2 separate regions of the Mus musculus genome follow, and region 2 is linked to region 1. The links are chromatin loops, found by intact Hi-C in ENCODE. Cell type or tissue: left cerebral cortex. All regions are shown on one strand.

What was found. A loop is a pair of places that touch in the nucleus more often than their neighbours do. Peaks named below come from ENCODE experiments on the same cell type or tissue, not always from the same donor. Only the 100,000 strongest peaks of a DNase experiment are listed, where the experiment ranks them.
Region 2: a loop joins it to region 1, with 2.3 times the contacts of the local background. A loop is called at or near these places in 2 of 42 quality-filtered maps.

Annotation. Positions count from the first base shown.
Region 1 is chr2:169,318,827-169,321,326 of GRCm38, forward strand. No RefSeq gene overlaps it. Among named protein-coding and RNA genes, the nearest start is that of Gm46788, 22 kb to the left of the region's middle. In left cerebral cortex, a CTCF peak has its summit at 966; DNase peaks (open chromatin) are centred at 885 and 1,501; H3K27ac peaks cover 273 bases.
Region 2 is chr2:169,124,215-169,126,714 of GRCm38, forward strand. No RefSeq gene overlaps it. Among named protein-coding and RNA genes, the nearest start is that of Gm52536, 46 kb to the left of the region's middle. In left cerebral cortex, no CTCF peak of the experiment used is centred here; DNase peaks (open chromatin) are centred at 1,459 and 2,376.

The DNA.
Region 1 (2,500 bases):
AGCAGAGGTTGACTTCTGGCTTCCACATGCACACACATGCACATGCACACACATGCACATGCACACATACATGCACATGCACACATACATGCGCACACACATGCATGCACATGCACTCATGCACATACACACATGCACATGCACAATGCACACACATACACACTGACCCCACCCCCTCTCTAACAAGCTGGAGTGATGGAGGAGATGAGCTAAGCTTGAACATCCAATCTACAAGATGAGGATAATGGTACCCTTCCAATTAATCCTGGCGAGAGCTTGAGATAATTATCTGAAAGGGGGTTAATCTCATGCACCTGTGGAGAAACCCCTGTCCTGGCCACCCAGCTGTGTCTCCACTGCCCAGCACACCTCCCATCTCAGTTCTTAAGCACCCACTTTCTGTCCAGGGTACCTAAAAGTTCTCTTCGAATCTCATGTATCACAGGTGGATTGGTTAGTGTCCTTGACTGTAAGATCCAATCCTGGAGATGCCACAGATGAAGAATGGACACCCGATTCTGCCTGCTGTCAGAGAGTGGCTGTGTGGTCCACATGGGTCCCTCCAGGAACCCACTTGGAAGGCTAGCCAGCATTCTGGGCTATAAGGGATGGCCAGATGGGAAGGGCCCCTAGGTAGTGTTGGAGGCCAGAGATGACTGCAGTCACCTTCCTGGTGCATTCCCAACCCATGTGAAAGCAGAAGATCTTGCAATACCTATTATGGGCTGTGCACCAAGGCAAGTCTTTTCTTTGCATTTCTTTGCAGTACTTCAAGGGAAGTGTTATCCTTAGGCCTATTTTAGTGAGAAAAATGGAGGCTCACAAATGTGGAGGGAACTTCTTCAGCCCCCACAGCTAGCTCCGGCTGGATGTCAGAATGGAACAAATGTAGTCTGACACTAGACTCTGGGTGTGAGGCAGATGGGATCATGCAGGAAGCTTTCACACATCCTCCCAGAGGAAGCTGTGAGGGTGTGCAGCCATGTTTGTCCCAGTGTTGTGGCGTGTGGACTCCTTTCCCTCGCTTTTCCCAGTCGGGGTGCGTTCCCCTCCAAGTCTTTTCATCAGTTCAACTGCACTTGACTTTAATGTCATCTTCTTGCAGATTAGCCCTCCCCGCATCATGTTGTAGGGCTTGCATGTGCATGTACATACACAAATGGAATGTTAATATTAGTATAAAATTATGTTATTTTCTCTGTATATGAAATAAAATTTAAAAGGATAGAGTCCTTTTTTTAAAAAAAAAGATTTTTAAAACTGTTTTTAGAGTCTCTCTCTCTCTCTCTCTCTCTCTCTCTCTCTCTCTCTCTCTCTCTCTCTCTCTCTTTCTGTGTGTGTGTGTGTGGTCTGTTTGTAAGTACTCGCATGTATGTGGGTGTCCGAGGAAGCCAGGGGCATCAGATCCCCTGGAGCTGGAGTTATAGACAGCTGTAAGCTTTCTGACATGAGTTCTGGGAACCAAATTCAGATCGCCCACAGAAGCTATGAGTACTTACTTGTACACTCCGAGCCAGCTCTCCCTGCTCTGAACAACAGAAGCTTTGCTGGACAGTGTTATTAACAAGTGGCCTCTAGTTATACCTATATTCCATAGAATGTACTCAGAGAGGGAAGTCAGACGATCCTGGCTTATGTGTCCCAGGTCTGCTGTGGATGTGTGATGTGGCCTCAAGGCACTTTTAAAAGTTTCTTGAAGAATTTTGGGGGATGCTTATGTAGATTATCATATCATCTGCAAATAGTGATAGCTTGACCTCTTTTCTTTCTGATTTGTATCCCTTTGATCTCCTTTTGTTGTCTCATTGCTCTGGCTAGAACTTCAAGTACTATATTGAATAGATAGGGAGAGAGTAGGCTGCCTTATCTTGTCCCCGATATTAGTGGGATTGCTTCAAGTTTCTCTGCATTTAATTTGATGTTGGTTTGTCGTATCTTGCTTTCATTATATTTCTCCAAAACTTTTAATATGAAGGGGTGTTAGGTTTTGTCAAAGGCTTTTTCAGCATCCAATGAGATGATCACATGATTTTTTTTTAGAGTTAGTTTATATAAAAGATTACGTTCATGGATTTTTTTCATATATTGAACCGTCCCTGAGACCCTGGGATGAAGCTTACTTGATCGAGGTAAATGATATTTTTGATGTGTCCTTGGATTATGTTTGTGATAATTTTATTGAGTATTTTTGCATCGATATTCATAAGCAAAACTGGTTTGAAGTTCTCTTACTTTGTTGGGTCTTTGCGTGGTTTAGGTATCAACATAACTGTGGCTTCATAGAATGAATTAGGTAGTGTTTCTTCTGTTTTTGTTCTATGGAATAGTTTGAGGAGTATTGGTATTTGCTCTTTAAGGTCTGGTAGAATTCTGCACTAAAACCATGTGGCTCTGGGGGTTTATTTTTTGGTTGGGAGGTTTTTAATAACTGCTTCTATTTCCTTAGGGGTTATGGGGCTGTTTAGATAGTTTACTTGATCTTGATTTAACTTTGGTACAG
Region 2 (2,500 bases), 190 kb before region 1:
CCTAGTTCTCGTGCTTTCTCTTGGGCCCTTTTCCTTCTGTTTGTTTGTCTTCTCCAATTTCAGTGGCTAGTTCCTGTTTTATCTTACTACATTTTATTTTGTTATATTTTAAATGAAAACCCAGCCACTAGGGTAAAGGTTAACAACTGAGCTGTCACGTACACCTGCTGGAGAGGGGAAAATCAGTTTTCTCCAATAGGGTGACACTGGGTAGGTCAACCACTCCAGAACAGGCCTTAAAATCAGAAGTGCTGACCAACATAGAATGGATTCCACAGATGTGTGTGTGTGTGTGTTTATTTCATTACATTTTTTTCTTTTGGCATATGGTTTTATGTTGTTTTCTTGGTTTGGGGGGAATTTATGTTGTATTGGCTTTTTGTTTTTAGAGAAAGAACTTTAAGTTGGGTGGTTAGGGAAGGGGAGAGGAATTATGGAGGGAAATTATGATCAAAGTGTATTTCAATTTAAAATTTGTTTTAAATTATCTATATTTATTCCTATCTATCTATCTATCTATCTATCTATCTATCTATCTATCTATCTATCTATCTATCTATCAGAAATGTCTCCCAGAGACTCATGTATTTGAATGCTTGGTCCTCAGTTCATGGACCTGTTTGAGACTTTTGGAGCCTTTATAGTGTGACACCTTGCTGGAGGAAGTATGCTTTGGGGGTGGGTTTTGAAGTTGCATAACCTCACTGCACTTCCTGTCCTTTCTTTCTTTCTCTTCCCGACTGTGAGGCCAGCTTCATTCTCCTGCTGCCGTGTTTTCTCTGCTGTGATAGACTGTCCCGTTTGTAACCATAAGCCCAAGTGCACCTTTCTTCCCTGTGCCTCTCTTTTTAGAGTATTCTATTTCAGCAAGAAAAAAGAAATCAATCAGGCGTTGAGAGGTTTTTGTGAACTAGATTAACCAAGAAAGAGGCCAGGGCCCTGGGCAGGCACTCAGAAAATTGGGGAACGTGTGGGAGTCAGGGAGAGGACATAGTGATTGTAAGTACACCAGCGTGGTTTCAAACACAAGAAGAGTGAGGATGTGTGGGAACAGAGAGAGTAAGGGCCTGTTTATGTTTACACAACATAGTTCTGACGTGATATCAAGTGTGAGCCCGTTAAAGCATGGTTGACAATGGATATCTGGGGAGCTTCGAACCAGCATCAAATTCCTCACATCAGGTGTCCTGGAAACCCAGAAGTAAACAAGGGTGTGTCCCGTTGTATAGCTGGCTCAGGAGAGTGTCCCCTTCCTGTGGGTTCTGTGTGAATATGACCTCGAGGTCAGAGGCCTTCACCTTTGCCAGCCTGCTTGTGTGTAAGCCTGAATGCTGGTCTGTATGTGTATCTACGCCTGCCTGTGTGCAGCCCGTGTGCAGCCTGTGTGTGCTGGGCATGTGTTCGAGTGCCTGTGGGTGGCTGCCTGCTTAAGTCTGTGTGCTGGTGAATAATGTATGTCTCATCTGCCCACGGCTTCTCAAAATATCTCCAACATCCTGGCCTCCCGTGATCCCCTCCCTTTCCTGATACCTGAGCACGGACGCAAATGGGCGGCCTTCAGAAGTCTTTGAAGCCTTTGAATTCAGAGTTTCTAGATGTCATTTTCCAGGTTGTTGTTTCTCTGAGTGCCACACCTTGGCGCCTGGGGCATGGATGGGTGGTCCTAGGGTTATTGCCAGGGGCTGTGGAAATCCCTAGGCTAATTTACTTTTAGTTGAACAGACCGCTGGTAATCCTTACAAATTTTTATGTTGTGTAAGGGAACACTCAAGAGACAAGTTCTTGTGATGGTCTCTTCAAGCAGAGACACTGAAGGGGGCCCTAGCAGCTGAATGTGTCCATCAGTGGTTCTCAACCTTCCTAATGCTGCAACCCTTGAATACAGTTCCTCCTCATGTTATGGTGACTCACCCCCCCCCCAAAAAAACACCCATAAAATCAGTTTGTTCCTACTTCATATCTGTAATTTTGCTACTGTCATGAATTGTAAACATCTGATATGTAGGATATCTGATATGTGATCTCTACGAAAGTGCCATTCACCTCCGAAAGGGGCTCCTATCCATAGGTTGGGTCTCCCACCCATAGGTTGAGAACCACTGTGTAAAGTCTTCACAGCTGTGTGTAGAAGGGGAACCTGCATGTGTCATCCAGCAGGCAGACATACCAGACCCACTCTGTAGACTCAGCGGCCTCTAGGCATGTGTGGAACCCACAACCTGGAACCCTAAAACGTTGGAGAGTTGAGACACTGGAGAATCATCAGGCCTTGGGTAGATCTGGTAGTGCCCTCCCCTTGTCTCACCAACAAGCTCTTCTCTTGCACATGGCCAGGTGTGGGAGGAAGAGGTGTATTTTAGCTCATGATTCCAGGCAACAGGCCATCATTTTGGGGGAAGTTAAAGTGAGAGGAACTCAAAGCACCTAGTCACACTGAGGTCTGGACTGGATAGACAAGCCAGATGAGCTAATTTGGGGGAAGATCCATCGACTGAAGACA